Regions from separate parts of the Homo sapiens genome. Here region 1 is linked to region 2. Evidence: chromatin loops called from intact Hi-C (ENCODE). Cell type or tissue: breast epithelium. All regions are shown on one strand. Links, peaks and the distances in the headings refer to the core of each region. The heading gives the core; the rest is flanking DNA.

Region 1 (10,065 bases), core at 300-4,299, 980 kb before region 2:
AACTGCCATCTTCCAGGCTTAAGTGATCCTCCCACCTCAACCTCCTGAGTAGCTGAGACTACAGGCATGTGCCACCACACCTAACTAACTTTTTATTTTTTGTCGAATTGGGGTTTCACTATGTTGCCCAGGCTGGTCTCAAACTCCTAACCTCAAGTGATCCTCCCACCTCTGCCTCCTAAGTAGCTAGGATTACAGGTGTGAGCTACCATGTCCAGTCCAAGATGCCTTCTTGTTTCTTTGTTCTTTCATTTTTCTGTTGCTTCTTTTCCCTAATTAGAAAATACATGCCATTGTGGAAAATCCAGAAAATATAAAAGAAAGTCATTATCTATTAGCTGACTGCCAATAAATAAGCAGAGTAAAAATTCTGAATGACTTTTTCAAGTTTTTTTCTATGCAAAAACATATGTTTTTAAATGAGTGAACTCACATTATATGTTTAATTTTCTGCCATGTTTCCCCCTCTACTTTATGTTGGGAACATTCTGCATATTATTACAAATTTATATAACATCATATTTTAAGATGTTAAACATATTAACAATTAACATCACATTTAAAGGCTGCATTGTATAACATCATATGGATGTACCATAATTCATTTAACCAGTCCCTCAAGTGCAAATTTAGGTTGATTCTAATTTTTTGCTCTTATACTATGATACATATTCTTGTGCAGATATCTTTGTCTAAATTTCTGATTATTTCCCCAGTATGAGAGTAGAATTCCTTTTCTTTTTTATTATGATTTTTATTTTTATTTTTTTTAGTTTCCTCATCTGTATACCAGATGCTTTCTTAATGTGCTTGGAAAATGGCAAACCTAACTGGAAAGGGATGGGCATTTAAATTCTCCTACAGTCAACTGTGTTTAATAAACTCTTCTGTTGTATGTCACCTGGGTAGCAACTTGAAATTAATGCAAACACTACTCACCTAAGCAGGCTGCAGCCCCAACCATTGCATAAAGGCCGGGGGTGATGCAATCAGCTCCCTGACTACACCAGCTATTGAAGACGGTCCATTCCTGGTGGTAATAAGCCAGCTGTTCCATTCCTACTCCTAGAAGTCGACCTGCTATAGCACCAACAGCCATGCTAGGGATAAAGAGGCCAGAAGGGATCTGCAAAGAGAAACCAATAGATGGTTAGTGAGAAATGATGTGATTGCTTGGCACATGGTAAGGGCTGGAGGACTGACCCTCTGCAAAGCAAACAGGCCGATGACAATTTAACTATGCACTATGCTAGCAAGTGGCTGTAAAGGTGTGTGTAACACTACAGGGACTAGAGGTTCTCTGGGACGTGCAGGCAAGGACGACTGCAAAGAAGCTTACCCTGATTCGGGGTCCATCAGGCAAGAGCCTGAACTCTCCAGACCAACACAGAACTGGAGGCAGAAATTGGGCCTTTCCCAAAGAAAAAGGAAAATAGATGGAGTTTCTCATATATGCAGACATTTCCACCAATTTTGAATTCTTATCAACAATGACTACCCTTTATTGAGTACCTACCATGTTCTATGCTGGACGCTCTACATGCAAGATTCATGGGTTCTTTATAACCCCAGGAGGCAGGCATTATTATTCCCAAATGCCAAAGAACCTAAGGTTCAGAGAGGTTAAGTAACCCACCCAAGGTCAAGATTTAGTAAAGACTGGTGCTGGGATTTAAATGGAATGCTCATAACCATGCTCATATATTGAATCTTAGCCCATTGCTCACACAAAAAGGATATAGCACATGAGGTTTCAGTCTATTTTGTAACAGTATCAAGAAAGATTAAACAATTAAAAAATTGTAATGAGATCATGACTATGGTTACAAGATTAACCAAAAAAGTAAAGCTCATCTATCTCCCCACTCTTTTTCTTGACTCCTAGGATACTATAGTAAATTCTTAATATTCTGTACTGAGAGAGGGAAATGATGATAAGGATAACCAAAACAGCAGATTCTTTTAAAATAGCCTGTGTTTGATTTTGGAATGCATTTGAATCTGGTGTTCTGATGGTTTACAAATTCCCTTTAAGTGAAAGAATGCAGGCATGAGGTGAAAATTAACTCAAGAAGCACTGCAAAATTTCTCAGGGTCTCCATCCCTTCCCTGTATTGAGGGGATGGATGGCGTCATCTTAGAGATTACAATAATGCCTAAACTGAGTTGCTATCTCTTCTGGCTTGAATCTCCATTTCTCTAGAGAATAGAGGAAAATAACTTGGTAGTTAGGGTGCTAAAGAAAAGAAAGAAACAAACAAAAACCTAGAAAGGAGGAGGAAAATACCTTAACAAATTTTCTTTTCTGGCTTCTTCTGAAACGTGGAAATGGTAACAGGTACCTAAAGTAAAACGTGCCAGCCTGATGTCCACTTTTGATAGCTTAAATATTAACTAAGGATCACCTGTGAAGTGGATCCCACTTCTTGACAACTGAACATTGATACCACTGTAAAAAACTATATTTAGCTATATATTGGGTTGAACCACAGGAAATTGCCATTTTAGCAGTCAAAATGGTCGAATCCCAGCAACTTCTTTGGTTCAATCAATATTGTGCTTTATTGGTAAACTCTAAAGCCACCCTATAAGGAGTAACACTGTGGTGGTCAGATATCATTTTAATATGAAATGTACTGGAATAAATACTTCACCATCATTTTTGAGGGGCAAAATATGTTTTCCACAGAAAAGGAGCAAACATTCTTCCTAAAATTTCATCACTGAGGCTGGCATTTGGACAACTCAAGGCTTGGACAATTTGAGATAGAGGTACAAGTGTCTAGCAAATTATGAGAACGTGTGGGGTAAAAGAGGCTTTGGGGGTGGGGGAATAATGTGAGGGGGATTTGAAAGCACCATATGAGCTATCAGGATTGTATGATACCTGGGCTCTGCCCTCCAAAACCCACAGCTACGCATGCAGCCACTGAGTCCCAAAAGAATTCCTCACCTTCATGCCAAAGGTGAATATAGTAATGACAATTTTCAGTATGAGTGTTAAAGCCAGCTGCCACATTGCACTGTAGACTCCCACGCCAGCCGGTCTGTCAGGCAGTTCACCCCCTTTGCTTGTGTTGAAACGGTTCTCATAATCACAGAGCTTGGAGGAGTCCAGAAGGCCACAGTCATTAAACAGCTCAGAAATGAGCTCACTTGTGCTCATCCGAGTGTATTCATTGGGGAAAGCCAGGATGGCAGTGATGGCTGTCACGACGAGTACCTCTATAACAGGATACTTGCCCAACTGGGTGGTCTTTCGCTTCCGACACCAGGCAATGTTTGTGCGGATAAACAGTGCTCCCCACAGACCACCAAATATGCCCAGCAGAATGAATGGCACGAGCTCAAAGAGATGCCATGGGGTGTGAAACTCCACATAAAATAGTACCAGGCGGCTGTTCCCAAATGGATTGATGGAGCGTAGAGTGAATGCTGCCACCAAGGCAGCAAAGAATGAACGCCACAATGTTTTGAGGGGAAAATAGTAGCTGACCTAGAAGAAAGAAGGTGAGAAAGCAAACTCAGTCAATACGCAGAAACTATTTCAGGTGAAATGTTGTGCTGCAGGCATGAGAGTCAACTAATGGATGAAAACTGCCGACTGGATTTCTAGTCACATGGTAAAGCACCAAGTTGGGGAGAGCACTCAGGGACTGGGATATACACAGATATTGTACATTATGTACAAAATTATTGCGCTGCAATGTACAAAATTCCTGACACAAAAGCATGCACATGCTGTACAATGAAAAGTTGTTACCTCTTCAAGGCTGAATAATACTCCACCTATAGGTGCTCCAAAGGCTACAGATACACCAGCTGCTGCTGCAGCCGACAAGACCTAAAATCCAAAACTCAGAATTAGTGACAGAATAATGCTGCTTTCCTCAATCACTCAATCACATTTTTAGAAGAAATGTTAGTAGTTACTGAACATTTAAAAATACCTCTAGATGTTCCATATCATCAAAAACAAAATTCAAACACTGTATGCTGAATTTTGAATACACATGCATAGTTCACATGCTTGACCAGGTAAGAGGACCTTTCCTTTGTAATTCATTTAGCCATGTGTTTTATTCTAAATTATGCACCGCCCCCCCGCCCTTATCTCCCATACTCCCAATTCAGTAACTGCATTTGAATTTCTAGGCCTATTTGTTCACCATCTAAATGATGTACTTACAGTGATGTATTTATTTATATGGAACTTTGCAAAGGAATGCTTTTTAAATGAGATGTTCAAGAAGGCTCTAATGACATAAAACTGAAGTCACAATTGGTTCACAGTTATTCAGCAGCTGCAAGTATTCATGCAATAGGTATTTAGAGTCTCTCGTACCCTGTGTCCTACTCCATGCCCAATAACCTATGGACACAGAAATAGGGAGGTGACTAGATTTTTAAGGGAAGACTTAAGATATGGCAAGGAAAGGGACTAGGAGAGAGTGGGAGAGGAAGAAGGAGCCAAAGGGAAAAAGTGATAAAGAGAGAAAGAATAGTGATACTTAGAGACCTCCACCTCTGTGTAGGTGTGTGTGTACATGTAAAATGTACATGACAAACACTAATAATGGCAAACAAACCAAAATTAATAGATGGACCAAGTCCTTTCATTGGATTCTGGTTGCTATGGAGAGAGATGATTTGAAGAAGTAAAGAAATATTTTAGAGAAAGTTGAACAAAATTACGAGTTTTGAAGAATAAAAAGGTCCTTGGCAAAATAAGCATATAGGATTATCTGGAAGAGTAGGATGGCTCAGGAAAATGATGGGGAGGAAAGAATGGAATCTCTGGTGCTAGCTGGAAGGGCTTTGAAATTCCTAGCTACAATGGCTTTCATTTAAGAAAGATGAGGACAGCCAACATGCAACTTGAGAAAGGGGATTTCAGTGACTATGTTTAGGATGAATCAAGAGACAGAAAGAATCGGGGTAGCTAGTTTGCTTTAATTTTATATTGTAGAGTGGAGTCTGTCTACACCCTTCTTTCTCAAGTCTGTTTTACTCTCAACCATCTGCCCACTTTGACAAGGCCATAAGACAAAAAAGGTTGCCGCTGATGATGAAAGCAACAGGAAAAAATAACTGGAAAGTCTAAATAAGTGCTAGAAAGTAAATTTAAGATTCAAATACTAGCCGGTTGTGGTGGCTCATGCCTGTAATCCCAGCACTTTGGGAGGCTGAGGCAGGAGGATCACTTGAGCCCAGGAATTCAACACTGGCCTGGGCAACATGGCAAAACCCAGTCTCTACAAAAAAATTCACAAAATCAGCTGGGTATAATGGCATGTGCCTGTAGTCTTAGCTACTGGGGAGTCTGAGGTGGGAGAATTGCTCAAGCCCAGGTGATGGAGGTTGCAGTGAACTGAGATCACACTACTGCATTCTAGCCTGGCCAAAAGACTGAGACCCTGTCTCCAAAAAAAAAACAAAAACAAAAACAAAAAAAACCAATTCAAATACTGTCACGCACCACGTAACAACGTTTCAGTCAATGATGGACCACATACAACATGGTGGCCCCATAAAATTATATTATATTTTTACTGTGCTTTTTCTATGTTTAGATGCACAAATATTTACCATTGTGTTACAATTGCTCACAGTATTCAGTATAGTCGCATGCTGTACATGTTTGTAGCCTAGGAGCCATAGGCTATATCATAAAGCCTAGGTGTGTAGTAGGCTAGACCATCTAAGTTTGTGTAACTTCAATCTATAATGCTTGCACAGTGACGAAATCTCCTAACAATGCATTTTTCATAACATATCCCTGTCATTGAGACATGACTGTATTCATATGAGTCTAACTGGAGAAATATATGGCATCTGTAGAGAGAAACAGCCAAATCGAATTCCCCTCTTATTTTATTAGAAACTATTTGAACAAAAATGCCAATTTTTAGAATGAAAGTCCCCAGCAATCTGTAGTTTCAAATTCACCTTCATCCATGCAAAACCAGCAACAATCACCACTTCACTCTTAACCATTATAATATTTTTTTAAAAAAATTTCAAACACAGAAAAGGTGAAAGAATAGCACAAAGAAGTCCTACATATCTTCATGTAGCTTCTGTAATTGCTACCATTACTGCATTTGTTTTATGATTCTATTTTTTTCTGAAGAATTGGAATTTCACTCAGAAAAGTCAGTTGCACATATAAGGCTCATGTACCCTGAAATGCTTCAGTGCATGTAGGATATAAATGCTTTTATGTCCTAAAAGCAAAGACAGTCTCTTCCATAATCACAGTTCAATGATCAAAATAGGAAATTTACACTAATAACTGTTATTTGATCTATAAATCTCATTCAAATTTCATAACTGTTCTAATAAAGCCCTTCTAGAAAAAAAATGTTTTCTCAACTCTTCCCTTCTGTTGAATGTCATTCCCATTTAACAACCTCACCAACTTAACACTACCTTTAAGTCCCTCTACTGCATGACAGGTAGTTAAACAATCTACTCATATTTCCCCATCTTCTCTCCTGCTAGCTTTCCTCTCCTTTCTAACAGTGCCAGGACCTTTCTCCCTTGAACCAACAAAATTTATTCTATATTTGAAATCTCAATATCTTTGAGTTTCCTTCTGGGTCTTGTGGTTAATTTTTTTTTTTTTTTTGGTTTTCATAAGAAATCATTAGGTTCCTGTTTTGTGAAAAATCCTTTTAAGTGAAATGACCTTAGTCTTGACCCATTCCATATGTGACTTCTTTGTAATTCAAAGAAAATAAAGCAAGAGCCATTATTCTCTTAGGCCCTTAATTATAGCAAGAAAAAAGTAAACCAATGACTTGGAACTTTTTTTTAAAAAAGTCCTTCCTCCTCAAAACAGCATACATTAACAACTGCATAAACATGACAGCCACTACAGAGGTGCCATGGCGGGACTAATTTAGCTGGGCTGAAACAAAAGGTAGAGAGAGGTCCAATACAGAGAGAAACTAATTCAAGTATAGTGTTAGATAGAAATAGAAAGTGAAAAAACCGACATCTGAAACATACACTGCACTTATATGTACTATTCCATAGCAATAAACAACTTCTTTTAAAATCTATTCTTTCTGTAACTTATTTTGTAAGAGAAGCAATATATACTTGAATAGAATTACATACAATAAAAAGTTAAAATCCTTACTTCTCCTTCACTACCCCTCACTCTCCCACTCACCATAGATAAACATTTTTAACAGTTTGACGTGAGCCAGGCATCGTGTCTCATGCCTGTAATCCCAGCACTTTGGGAGACTGAGGGAGGAGGATTGCTTGAGCGCAGGAGTTCGAGACTAGCCTGGGCAACATAGTGAAACCCCGTCTCTACAAAAAATACAAAAATTAGCTGGGTTTGGTGGTGCGTGCCTGTAGTTTCAGCTACTTGGGAGGCTGAGGTGGGAGGATCATCTGAGCCAGGGAGGTCGAGGCTGCAGTGAGCCGTGATCATGCCACTGCACTGCAGTCTAGGTGACAGAGTGAGACCCTGTCTCAAAAAAAAAAAAAAGTAAAACCAGTTTGGGGTAAAACCACCTTCCAGACATTTTCTATCAATAAGTGCATGTACACTTTTAAAAAATATGAATTATATTATATACATTACTCAGAAACTGGCTTTTAAAATCAAATGGTGTTTCATAGCCAGAATTCCAAGTCAATATATAAAAGGTTATCTCATTTAATGGTTGCAAAGTATTCTACAGTATGAACAGAATAGTATTTATTAGATCAGTTCCCTATTGATGGACATTTTTGTTGCTTCAGTTTTTTACTATGTTGACAGACGCTGCACTATCCTTATACACCTTTGTGCACACACATGCTAGGATATCTGTAGGATAAATTCCTACAAGTGGAATTGCTGGGTCAAAGGGTGTTTGCATTAACATTGGTAGAACTCTCAAATTCTCACCCCCTAAGATTGTATCATTTATGCTCACAACCAAAAAGAGACTATTAAGGCCATTCATTATTACCTCTCTGCGCTTGGCTTCATTCTTCCTGTATTTGTTGAAGCAGTGGCACAGGATGTTCCCACAGCAGCAAGCCACGTGCACTAGAGGGCCCTCTTTGCCCAGGCTCAAGCCAGATGACACTGCCAGCACCAAGGTGATGGTTTTGATAACCAGAGTCCACTTACCCAAATAGCCCCTAATAATGAAACCACTCAAGATAGTTTTTATCTGCAGGTTAAACACAGAAAGATTGAATATAGACTAAGGAAGTCAACAAGGCTAAGAAGCAAAAATCTGGACCTCATTATAGAAACTGCACCTTTTGAATAAGTGACATATAAATGCTTGACCTACAGTGATCCCTGTTTGGAAGAGAGCCCAGGAGCCCAAGAAAGCAAGAACTGTTCTTTAAGCTTTCATGTTCCCCCTTTTTAGGGGGAGGGGAGTGATAGCTGGGCAAGGATGTATTGTAAGTATGAGAGTGTGCATATATGAAGGAGGAGCTGGAGAGGGAGGGATAGGTGTTTTCCTCATGTTACAACGTGGTAGCCCAAGAGGCATGTTTTGAGAGGACAAGGCTAATGTCCCTGAAACAACCTTAAAGGTTAGGTATAGTCTTGATTCCCTGGCTTAAAAAAAAAAAAAATTGTGACTTATTACCTGGTCAGGAAACAGGGAAGGGCAAAGTCATCCTGGTAACCTAAGTCTCAGTGTCTTTAGTCACTGTCAAGCAATCTAAGCCAAAAGTAGTTAGAAACAGGGTTTTAACCATCCCATGTAGCCTAAATCATATTGTGGGAAAGGTACCAAATGATTTTCTTTCTTTTGCCCTGAAAAAGCTGACAATAACACTGCTTTTTCAGGTCAGAATCTTGGGATATACTCTGGAAGCTTTTTGGATAGGGAACAGGGGAAGTTTTCCAGAGCCTGGCTCAACAGGAACCCTCAGGAGGCTAAGAATCAACTCCCTTTAATTTCCTGGTAGCCCAGGCTGAGAGGGACTTGTGGAAAGACCTAGGTCTTAGATGGCCTCAGGATCTGATCCTGTTTAACATTCATCAAATTGTGGTATGTGCTGGAATACATATTAAGAGATTTTAACCAAAAAGTATTCATATTGTAACCATTTATAAACCATTTTAAGAGACTCACCTCAGGGATTCCAGAGCCACAGGCATAAGGCGCAAACACCTTGACAAGAGATACGGCAAGGAAGGCAAATAGGAGAGCCCAGAGGACGTACATGAAATAATTGACTATGTAGGCAAAGGCTCCCTGGAACAGGGGGAAAAAGAAGCTTGTTTTAGCCTAGACAGCTTCAGTGAGACATGCAGCTCTTCTGAGTAATGTTTTTTCAGGAAAAAAAGTCCAAAAAAAAAAAAAACCACCGAGATTAAATTGTTCAAGACTTTTCTTTCTGAATTGTCAACTACTGAAACACTGTCAGGCCACTTAGTACTGAAAATGAGATGCTTTGCTACACCCAAAGGAAATTTACCATGGATTCTAAGGATGAACAAGGAAAAGAGCAAACGGAAAACCATGAAACAAAATTCTCTTTCTATATGAGTGCTTTGATGGGTTTTGTAGTCAAATATATATGATTCCATGTCATTTTACCAAGAGTCTTAAGAGCACCCCCCCAGCTTTTTTGGAATGGCTGAACCTTGGCTTCACATCTGAAGTGAAGAGCGGATCTAAAGTTCCACTAAATTCACCTTTGGCTACTTACCTTGGTGTCAAATTCTCATAGTTTATAGTAACAAAATTTTGGGTGTTTGGCTTTTTTCTTTGCTTTTTAAAATTTTTTTATTGTATGTATTTAAGGTGTACAACATGATGTTTTATATATATACATATAGCGAAATTGTTACTACATTGAAATAAACTTACATGCATATCACCTTCCATAGTTACCTTTCTTTGTATGTGTGGTAAGAGCATCTAAAATATACTCTTAGCAAATTTTTAGTATACAGCATTATTAACTCTACTGTACATTACCTCTCTAGACTTATTCACCCTACCTCACTGCAAATTTGTACCCTTTGGTCCACTTCTCCCCATTTCCTCCTCCTCCATGCCCCAGGTAACCACCATTCTGCTCTCT
Region 2 (11,364 bases), core at 4,670-8,669:
TGACCTTAGGTGATCTACCAACCTCGGTCTCCCAAAGTGCTGGGATTACAGGCATGAGCCACCATGCCCAACCATGTTGAGTATTTATAATCCGGTTTCTCCTGCTCGGTGTGAATGTTCATATGATTTCCCCTGTAGAAATAGTATATTTGGTTACAGCGATCTGCCTCTGATCTCACTGTAGATATTATGTAATAGATGGTATATGCAGCATGTTATTAGGTTGAACCAAATGAAATTGCTGTTTCTGTAGGTCAAAAACAGTCCTAATATGAGATCAGAAAGGGCAACCTTGAAAATATTGGTGGGGGCTGGACACGGTGGCTCACACCTGTAATCTCAGCACTTTGGGAGGCCAAAGAGGACGGATCACCTGAGGTCAGGAGTTCAAGACCGGCCTGACCAACATGGTGAAACCCTGTCTCTACTAAAAATACAAAAATTAGCCGGGCATGGTGGCATGCGCCTGTAACCCCAGCAACTCGGGAGGCTGAGGCAGGAGAATCCCTTGAACCTGGGAGGTGGAGGTTGCATTGAGTCGAGATCGAGCCATTGTACTCCAGCCTGGATGACAAGAGCAAAACTCCATCTCCAAAAAAAAAGAAAAGAAAAGAAAATGTCAATGGGGCGGGTGGGGCGGGTTTGGGCAGGAAGAGGAAGTAAATAAGGTGTTGAAGACTGTTGCATCCTCTCCAACAAACCCATATTCCTCCCTGCAGAGTAGTGAAGCCCCGTGTCAACTCACTGAGGCCCAAGGGGTTAGGGCTGGGTGCCAACCTGACCGAGGCCCAGGCCTTGACCCCCACTGGCCCCTCCCGCATGCCAAGACCAGATGAGGAGCAAGAGAAAGATAAGGAAGATCAGCCTCAAGGGCTGGTGCCTGGAGGAGCTGTGGTGGTTCTTTCTGGCCCTCACCGAGGCCTCTATGGGAAGGTAAGGAACCAAGATATCCCGGGAGCCCAAAACAGGCAGCAGGGAAGGTTGATCCGAGGGTCAGATGGAGGAATAATTGGATTTGAGGTAGAAAGGCTGGGACTCCTAGTCTTTTAGGTCTGCTTGGCCCACTGCCTCACTCAGTAACCCAGGACCACTTGCTGGCCTTTGTGAGCCTCAGTTCCCAGCTAAAAGGAAGAGAATGCCATATGCCACAAGTCCCTGAAGATTAAATGCTTAAAGGATCCAAGGAAGCCCCACAGTCAGCTGAGGGAGACACAGGAACCAGACCTGGTCCCACTTCTCAGGGGTCAGAGTCTGGTTGGGGAGACAGAGGAAGCAGGCCTCTTAGAGGTAAGGGGTTGACATCTTGGTCCTAGGAATGTGGGTGGAGTCCACAACCCCTACCTGACTTCTTCCCCTCAACACTTTAGGTGGAAGGCCTTGATCCTGACAATGTTCGGGCCATGGTTCGTCTGGCTGTGGGGAGCCGGGTGGTGACTGTTAGTGAGTACTACCTGCGGCCTGTCTCCCAGCAGGAGTTTGACAAGAACACCTTGGATCTCAGTGAGTGAGCCTCTTGTAGAGCTAGGGGAGTTGGCAACGCATTCCTAGGGGTGGCAGGGCCTGGCTAATGGGGTGGTTTTAGATCTGCAGCAGGGAGGGGCAGCAGTGTGCCTGGCAGATATGACTTCCAATCAGAGGTCAGGAGGTGAGAATGGACATAAGTGACTTACTCCATTTGATTGGAGAAAGGTCGATGTCATACCCCTGGGTCTGTAGCCTGTCTGAGTGAGAAGAAACAGGTGCAGAAACCAATTCCTACCTTCGAGATCTTTGTCCATTTGGGGTGATGAACCTCTCTTTTACTAGGGAGTGAGAACTGCTAGGATTAGGGTGTGACCAAGAAGGAAGGAATTCTAGGCAGACAGAACAGCACAGGCGAAGGCGTTTCGGTAGGACGGGGCAGTTTGGCAAATGGGTACAGACAGAGCTCTCTGGGAATCTCTAGTCCACACTAGGTGAGCATTGTTGTTGTGGGCTAGGTTGGCTGCGGGAGGGTTCCTGAAGGAAGCTGAAATGGTTGAGAGGTGGGGGAGAGGCATTCTACTAGCAAATGCATGAGGGGTGAGAGGGGCACTTTGGCAGGTGGGAGGTGGCTCTAGGCTGAGACATGGCCTTGGAAGGAAAGGGCAGTGAGACACTGAGGCTCTGTCCTGGTTCTCCTCATAACCTCTTGAACAGGCCAGATGAGCAAAACTTCCTTCCCCAGGGCAACAGAACGGAACTGCCTCATCACGGAAGACCCTCTGGAATCAAGAACTCTACATCCAGCAGGACAACTCAGAGAGGAAGCGGAAACACCTTCCAGACCGGTGGGACTCTGAGCATGCGGGAGGGGTCAAGAAGGCAGGGCTGTGGGTAGGCTCGAGCAGCCAGGGAAGGCTTCCAAGGCAAGGCGGGCTCATAGAAGGAACGGGGAACTGCATTGTGGGTGGGTTTCATAGCATAGGCAAAGGGAGGGCAACTGGAAAGTGCATCTGATGAAGAGCTAAGCCTGGTGCTGGCACCTTCTCCACAGACAGGATGGGCCTGCAGCCAAGAGTGAGAAAGCAGCCCCCAGAAGTCAGCACTGGTTGCACAGGGACCTGCGTGTGCGGTTTGTGGACAACATGTACAAAGGAGGCCAATATTACAACACCAAGGTGGGAACCCTGCAGCCTGAGTCCCCCTCCCTCTCCTAGGGACTGGGCCCCCCTACCTCTCTAAAATCTCACATCCCCCTGACCTGTATCCCCAGATGATAATTGAAGATGTCCTAAGCCCAGATACCTGTGTATGTCGGACAGATGAAGGCCGAGTCCTGGAAGGTGAGTTTGAGCGATGGCAGCTGGAGGTTGATCAAGAAGAGTGTTTTAGGCCCAGAGCCTGGCCCAGGCAAAGCTGGGAGGTTTGGCAGAGTTCAGGTATTTTGCAAGGCCTAGCATCCTCTTACAGAACATTAGACACTTCCATGATGGTGGTTGGTTATCTTGAGCCCCACTCTCCCAGTCTGTCAAGTTTTCTTTTTTTTCTTTTTTTTTTTTTTTGAGACAGAGTCTCACTCTGTCACCCAGGCTGGAGTGCAGTGGCGTGATCTCAGCTCACTGCAACCTCCACTTCCCAGGTTCAAGCGATTTTCCTGCCTCAGCCTCCCGAGTAGCTGGGATTACAGGCAAGCGTCACCACACCTGGCTAATTTTTGTGTTTTTAGTAGAGACAGGGTTTCACCATGTTGACCATGCTGGTCTTGGAACTCCTGACCTTAAGTGATCCTCCCACCTCGGCCTCCCAAAGTGCTGGGATTACAAGCGTGAGCCACCGCGCTCGGCCTCCGGTCTGTCAAATTAGCATGGAATTTACTATTTCTTCCTCTTGTGATTGGTGCCTTAGTGAAGGAATGTGTATTGAGCTCTCAGTGCAGGGCAGGGGTTAAAACATGCCCACAATAAAAGGTGCCTGTTGTTATCACCACCACCCTTTATTACAGTGATTTTTGTAAACTACTCCTTAGGCTACCTCATCTGTGAAATGGATGTGGCGGGACTCCCATCTGTCAACAGGGTGTAGAGTGGCTCCAGGGAATACAGGAAAGGCCCTTCTTTTTTTTTTTTTTTTTTTTTTTTTTTTTTTTGAAACAGAGTCACTCTGTCACCCAGGCTGGAGTGCAGTGACGCAATCTTGGCTCACTGCAACCTCCGCCTCCCGGGTTCAAGCTATTCTTCTGCCTCAGCCTCCTGAGTAGCTGGAACTACAGGTGCCCGCTACCACACCCAGCTAATTTTGGTATTTTTAATAGAGACAGGTTTTCACCATATTGGCCAAGCTGGTCTTGAACCCCTTACCTCGTGATCCTCCTGCCTCAGCCTCCCAAAGTGCTGGGATTACAGGCATGAGCCACCACACCCAGCTGAAAGGCCCTTCTTTTTTTTTTTTTTCTTTTTTTTTTTTTGAGATTGGGTCTCATTTTATCACCTATGCTGGAGTGCAGTGGCACCATCATGGATCACTGCCACCTCAAATTCCTGGTTTCAAGCCATCCTCTCACCTCAGCCTCCTGAGTAGCTGGGACTGCAGGCACTGACCACCATGCCTGGCTAATTTTAAAATTTTTTGTAGGCTGGGCGCGGTGGCTCATGCCTGTAATCCCAGCACTTTGGGAGACCGAGGAGGGTGGATCACCTGAGGTCAGGAGTTTGAGACCAGCCTGACCAACATGTCAAAACCCCATCTCTACTAAAAATACAAAATTAGCCAAACGCAGTAGTGGGTGCCTGTAATCCCAGCTACTCAGGAGGCTGAGGCAGGAGAATCGTTTGAACCCAGGAGGCGGAGGTTGCAGTGAGCCAAGACCACACCATTGCACTCCAGCCTGGGCAACAAGAGCCAAACTCAGTCTCAAAAAACAAAACAAAAAAATCTGTAGAGATGAGGTCTGACCATCTTGCCCAGGTTGGTCTCGAACTCCTGGGCTCAAGCGATCCTCCCAACTTAGCCTCCCAAAGTGCTGGGACTACAGGTGTGAGCCACCACGCCTGGCCAGGAAAGGCCCTTCTGACAGGACGCTGGTTGGGCTGGTCCTTGCTGTGGGCCTCACTCCCCTCTCCCTTATCCATAGGCCTGAGGGAAGACATGCTGGAGACCCTGGTTCCCAAGGCAGAGGGTGACCGTGTGATGGTGGTGCTGGGCCCACAGACTGGAAGGGTGAGTCTCAGACCTGGCAGTAGAGGTTTGTGGGTCGTTCAGGGCCTGTCCCAGGGTCTAGGCTTGCCTTGCTGATTCCACTTCACCTCTGTTCCAGGTGGGACATTTGCTGAGCCGGGACAGAGCACGGAGCCGGGCTTTGGTGCAACTGCCAAGAGAAAATCAGGTGGTGGAGCTTCACTACGATGCCATCTGCCAGTACATGGGCCCTAGTGACACAGATGATGACTGACCCATGGGACTCCTCCCATCCCCCAGGCTGGTACCAGTTCTGTACCATATGAGAAAGTTGCCTTCAGAAGGTGGGAAGATCATTGTTCCATCCTCTACTTCTGGTGCAGTCCTGGGACAAGGACAAGGGAAAGGGATGGGTGAACCAGTAGGGAAGCTAGAAACAAACCCAATATTTACCAAAATTTAGGGTATAATAAAAACCATTTCAAGTACTTAATAGAAAGATGAAATCATAAGTGGTATGATGAGCTGCGAGTTAAGGTGGGAACTGAGTTGACTGAGGTGGGAACCATTTCACTTTTCAGCCTTGCTTTTCTGCTCAGGGTACAGGACAAGTTAAAGGACTCATTTGATTGTGAGCTCACTCTTGGAATATAGATACTATAAGCTTGGGCACAGTGGTGCATGCCTGTAATCCTAGCACTTTAGGAGGCTGAGGTGGATGGATCGCTTGAGCCCAGGAGTTCAAGATCAGCCTGGCCAACAAGGTGAAACCCTGTCTCTACTAAAAGTATAAAAATACAAAAAATTACCGAGGTATGGTGGTGCACGCCTATAATCCTAGCTACTCAGGAGGCTGAGGCAAGAGAATCGCTTGAACCCAGGAGGCAGAGGTTGCTGTGAGCCCAGATTGCGCCACTGCACTCCAGCCCAGGGGACAGAGTTAGACTCTGTCTCAAAAAAAAAAAAAAAAATCTTTAGATGCTGTGGAATCTGAAATACTGTATCTCTGAACAACTTTCTGAGCAAGAACTCTAGCAACTAGCAGCAGAGTATGCTTTCACTCTCAGTTTAGAGCAGGACCCCAGAGAATATGCTGAGCCTGGGGTCTTCCTCTGTTGCCCAGACTGGAGTGCAGTGGTGCAATCATAGCTCACAGCAGCATTGATCTCCTGGGCTCAAGCGATCTTCCCGTCTCAGCCTCCCAAAGTGCTGGGATTATAGGCACTGGAATGAGCCACCGTGCCTGGTCTCTGGCTTGTATTTTGTTAATCGTAGGGAGGATGTTCCCAACTTCTCATGTCCAGTAGTCCATTTCCTATGCTTTATGCACTTCACTCTGTCAAGGAGGCCTCCTCCTTTCTCCAATCATAATAAACCAGCCTTGGTAGCACCTTTGAGAAGGGCTAAAGCTCCCCAGGGAATGGCACTGGGGCTCTGTCTCTGCCTGTAACACAACATAACCTGGCCATTTCAGACACCCTCCATCTCCTCCCCGTGCCACAATGCTAAAGCAGATATCTCATCAGCTTCAGATTTCCTGGAATTCATCTTTCTCCTAAGCCTACGCTTGAAAATGGGGCCCAAAGTTCTTGAATATGGCCCTTTGTCCAGAACACCTAGCTCCAGCCAAAGCGCCTGGTCTCCCTTGACAGGCCACTGGGACTTTTTCTGCTTTACCTTGAAAGGAGCCCTGCTGATCCCCATTTTGAGGACAGGGCTCCTTACATTCAGGGAAGTGTGGACAATATAAGGAGGCCTTCCCAATATGCCCTTTGTTCACTGTGCACAAACAAAGCCTTGTATCTGAAGACACTTTGAATCTGTGCAGTGTTCTCTCAGCTTGCTGCCTGGCACCTGCCTGCTGCCAAAGTTGCTCTTGCGGCAGTGGTTACTGCAGCAACGGCTTCTGTGAGCCCGAGAATTCTCTACAGGCCCCTCACAAGCTGGGGACTGTGACCTGTACAATTTGTCCAGACTGGCTTTTTTCACATCACAGGGATTGAGCAAGAGGTAGATTAAAAGGCATCTGCCTCTTCTGCCAAGCCCCCAGAAGTTTCCCTGGCAGGGGTCTGCTTCTGTTAAAAATTGTCCAGATGCCAAGCCTTGAATTTGTAGCAGCAGACTCAGGAAGCAGTTTCTTTGCCTTTCAGAGAGGAGTCAATTATTGAGGTGCTGTGGGTTGCTGTCTGGGCTGTGTTCAGTGGCAGATATGGACAGGTCAGCTCTTCTTTTAAAAAATTTTTTTTAAATAATTTTTTATTTTAAATATAAGAGAGACAAGGTCTCACTATATTGCTCAGGCTGGTCTTGAACTCCTGGGCTCAAGTGATCTTCCCATCTTGGCCTTCCAAAGTGCTGGGATTATAGGCATGAGCCACCACTCCTGGCCTCAGCTCTTTTTTTTTTTTTTTTTTTTTTTTTTTTGAGATGGAGTCTTGCTCTGTCGCCCAGGCTGGAATGCAGTGGCGTGATCTTGGCTCACTGCAACCTCCACCTCCCAGTTTCAAGTGATTCTCCTGCCTCAGCCTCCTTAGTAGCTGGGATTACAGGCGCATGCCACCATGCCCGGCTAATTTTTGTATTTTTAGTAGAGACGGGGTTTCACAGTGTTGGTCAGGCTGATCTCAAACTCCTGACCTCGTGATCTGCCCACCTCGGCCTCCCAAAGTGCTGGGTTTACAGACATGAGCCACCATGCCCAGCCTCAGCTCTCTTTTCTAACATTCCTTCCTCAGTCAAGGGAATGCTCCCCTCTACTCCCACACTGAGGCCACCTCTTCATCTCCATGTCTGCAGCACCACGCAGAGGGATGAAGTATCCAACAGCTTCTAAAGCTATCTAAGTGGGGGCGGGTCCTCACCAAGTCCCCTATCACACCAATTCATTCAACAAACATCTCTTGAGCTCCTACTGAATGCCAGGTACCATCCTGCATGCTAGGGGAACCGTATGGAGTAAATCACTTAATATCAAGACCCTACTATATGCCAGGCAGCATCCTGGGTACCGAGTATGGAGCTACAAACAAAACAAACATCCTTGCCCTTGTGGGGCTGACACTCCACTGGGGCTGAGACAGTGAGCAATAAGCAGAAGTAAGTGATGGAAGATGTTATAAGAAGCTGAGAACCATGGGGGAAAGGGGCAGTATTAATAGGATGGCCACAGAAAGCCTTAGAGAGAAGGTGACATTAAGCAACGGTATTAAGGAAGTAAGGGATGGTCATGCAGCTATCTGGGGAAAGCGGTCTAGACAGGGGAAATGAAGTGCAAAGGCCCTGTGGTAGCACTGTTGCTAGCATGTGTGAGGAACAGCCGGGAGGCTGGTGTGGCTGCAGGGGAGTAAGTGAGGGAGAAGGTGGTAGGAGGTCAGGTCAGGGAGATCCTGTAGTGCTGTAAGGTCAGTCCACTGGAACTACTATGGCTTTTGTTCTGACTGAAGTGGAAATCATGAGAAGCCTCCATATAGCCACTGCTAAAGACTGCCAGTTGACAACTCCCCACTTGCCATACACCCCCCACCATGTGCACACAGAACCACTCTAAATACATTTGTTCCTCTGGTGCTTTGGTCAATCTAGCTGATTTCCATTGTTGGGAACACAGATTTTCCCATTAGATGCCCAGCAAGGCTTCCTTTTTTTTTTTTTTTTTTTTGGAGACAGGGTCTCACTCTGTCTCCCAGGCTGATTGTGCAGGGACACAATCATGGCTCACTGCAGCCTTGATCTCCTGGGCTCAAGCAATCTTCCTGCCTACTGAGTAGCTGGGACTACAGGTGTGTGCCACCACGCCCAGCTAATTTTTTAAAAATTTTTTGTAGAGGCCAGGAGCACTGGCTCACGCCTATAATCCCAGCACTTTGGGAGGCCAAGGTGGGCAGATCACCTGAGGTCAGGAGTTTGAGACCAGCCTGGCCAACATGGTGAAACCCCATCTCTACTAAAAAGGCAAAAATTAGCCAGGCGTGGTGGCGTGCACCTGTAATCTCAGCTACTTGGGAGGCTGAGACAGGAGAATCGTTTGAACCCGGGAGGGGAAGGTTGCAGTGAGCTGAGATTGCGCCATTGCACTCCAGCCTGGGCAATAGGGCGAGACTTCATCTCAAAAGAAAAAAAAATAAATCATAACCGCCCCATGTGATGGCATTAGGGGTGAGGCCTTTGGGAGGTAATTAGGTCACAAGGGCAGAGCCCTCATAGATGGGATCAGTGCCTTAAAAGGCATCCCAGAGACTCTCGTCCTCTTTCAGCTATGTGAGAATACAAGAAGTCAGTAGTCTGCAGCCTAAATATCTTGCTTCATCTTTGGTGTTTCTGAACTGTATAAAAGTATACATCTTAGGCTGGGCACAGTGGCTTACGCCTGTAATTCCAGCACTTTGGGAGGCCAAGGCAGGCAGATCATGAGGTCAGGAGATCGAGACCATCCTGGCTAACACGGTGAAACCCCATCTCTACTAAAAATACAAAAAATTAGCCAGGTGTGGTGGCGGGCGCCTATAGTCCCAGCTACTCGGGAGGCTGAGGCAGGAGAATGGCGTGAACCTGGGAGGTGGAGCTTGTAGTGAGCCGAGATCGCGCCACTGCACTCCAGCCTGGGCGACAGAGCGAGACTCCGTCTCAAAAAAAAAAAAAAAAAAAAAGTATACATCTTAGTCTGTTTTGTGCTGTTGTACCAAAATACATGACACTGGGTAATTTATAAAGAATAGAAATTTATTCCTTATAGTTCTGGAGGCTGGGAAGTCCAAGATCTAGGTGCAGCATCTGGCCAGGGTCTTCTTGCTGTGTCATTCCATAGTGGAGGGGGAAAGAGTAAGAGAGGGCCAGAGAGGGGGCTGAACCCATTTTATTATGAGAAACCCACTCCCCACTCCCATAATAACAGCAGTAATCCATTCATGAGGCCTCTTGATTACCACTTTTTTTTTTTGGCTTAAACAACAGAAATTTATTTTCTCACAGTTCTGCAGGCTAGAATTCCCAGAACAAGGTCTGTCAGGGTCATTTCTGATGAGGACTCTTTTCCTGGCTTGCAGATTACCTCACTATGTTCTCACGTGGTAGAAAAAGACTCTCTCTCTCTCTCTCTCTCTCTTGCTTGCTTGATGACCTCTTAAAGATCTCACCTCTTAATACTGTTACAATGGCAATTACATTTCTTTTTCTTTTTCTTTTTTTGAGGCAGAGTAGTGCTCTGTCACCTAGGCTAGAGTGTAATGGTACGATCTCAGCTCACTGCAACCTCCACCTCCCAGGTTCACGCGATTCTCCTGCCTCAGCCTCCCGAGTAGCTGGAATTATAGGTGCCCGCCACCATGCCCGGCTAATTTTTGTATTTTTAGTAGAGATGGAGTTTCACCACGTTGGTCAGGCTGGTCTCAAACTTCTGACCTCAGGTGATCCACCCACCTTGGCCTCCCAAAGTGCTGGGTTTGAGAGGTACAAGTCATCAAACCATAACACTATGTAATCTTTGGAAACTTACTTTTTCCCCACTGGACATTCTAGATTTATCTTTTTTTTGTTTTTGTTTTTGTTTTTTTTGAGACAGGTTCTTGTTCTTTTGTCCAGGCTGGAGTGCAGTGCTGCAATCATAGGTCACTGCTGCCTCAAACTCAAGTATTCCTCGCCCCTCAGCCTCTTGAGTAGTTGGGACTACAGGTGCATCCCACCACACCTGGCTAATTTTTAAATTTTTAATAGAGACAGAGTCTCGCCATGTTGCCTATGCTGGTCTTGAACCCTTGGCCTCAGGCGATCCTCCTGCCCTAGCCTCTCAAAGTGCTGGGATTACAGGCATGAATCACTGCACCCGGCTTCTGGTTTTCTTTTTGTTTTTTTGTTTGTTTTGAGACAGTCTCGCTCTGTCACCCAGGCTGGAGTGCAGTGGCACAATCTTGGCTCACTGCAACCTCCACCTCCCAGATTGAAGCGATTCTCCTGCCTCAGCCTCCCGAGTAGCTGGGATTACAGGTGCCCGCCACCCAGGTAATTTTTGTATTTTTAGTAGAGACAGGGTTTCTCCATGTTGGCTAGGCTGGTCTCGAACTCCTGACCTCAGGTGATCCGTCCATCTCAGTCTCCCAAAGTGCTGTGATTACAGGCGTGAGCCACCACACCCAGCCGGCTTTCTCTTAACACTCATGTAGCACTTGATGTGTGTGTCAGGCACTGTTCTGTCCCCTTTACATTCACAATCCTTTATTTATTTGTTTGTTTATTTATTTATATTTTTGAGACCAAGCCTCACTCTGTTGCCCAGGCTGGAGTACAGTGGCACGATCTCAGCTCACTGCATCCTCTGCCTCCCAGGTTCAAGTGATTATCCTGCCTCAGCCTTCCAAGTAGCTGGGTTTACAGGCCCCTGCCACCACACCTGGCTAATTTTTTTTTTTTTTTTTTTTTTTTTTTTGTATTTTTAGTAGAGACGAGGTTTCACCATGTTAGCCAGGCTGGTCTTGAACTCCTGACCTCAGGTGATCCACCCACCTCGGCCTCCCAAAGTGCTGGGATTACAGGCTTGAGCCACTGTGCCCAGCCCACAATCCTTTAAATCATTTAAATCCTCATAATGGCCTGTGGGATACACACTGTTACCATGTCCATTTTACATATGAGGGAACTGAGGCACCGAGTGGTTAAATGATTTGCATGATAGTTCTAGCTGGCAAGCAGAGAGCCAGGATTGTAAGCCAGGCAGACCGGGCATGAGTGCACATTCTT

The links. A loop is a pair of places that touch in the nucleus more often than their neighbours do. Peaks named below come from ENCODE experiments on the same cell type or tissue, not always from the same donor. Only the 100,000 strongest peaks of a DNase experiment are listed, where the experiment ranks them.
Region 1: a loop joins it to region 2, with 37 times the contacts of the local background. A loop is called at or near these places in 1 of 110 quality-filtered maps.

Annotation. Positions count from the first base shown.
Region 1 is chrX:50,079,759-50,089,823 of GRCh38, reverse strand. CLCN5 (chloride voltage-gated channel 5) reads right to left here. Exons shown (of 15, transcript NM_001127898.4): 8 at 9,108-9,230; 9 at 7,977-8,183; 10 at 3,764-3,844; 11 at 2,954-3,496; 12 at 940-1,126. Among named protein-coding and RNA genes, the nearest start is that of MIR502, 70 kb to the right of the region's middle. In breast epithelium, for the core only: no CTCF peak of the experiment used is centred there; no DNase peak of the experiment used is centred there; H3K27me3 peaks cover 1,995 bases.
Region 2 is chrX:49,107,166-49,118,529 of GRCh38, reverse strand. GPKOW (G-patch domain and KOW motifs) reads left to right here. Exons shown (of 11, transcript NM_015698.6): 5 at 720-933; 6 at 1,368-1,500; 7 at 2,207-2,309; 8 at 2,516-2,639; 9 at 2,735-2,804; 10 at 4,592-4,677; 11 at 4,775-5,123. The coding sequence ends at 4,909. Among named protein-coding and RNA genes, the nearest start is that of GPKOW, 11 kb to the left of the region's middle. RefSeq lists a silencer at 383-494. In breast epithelium, for the core only: no CTCF peak of the experiment used is centred there; a DNase peak (open chromatin) is centred at 6,528; H3K27ac peaks cover 1,068 bases; H3K27me3 peaks cover 1,520 bases.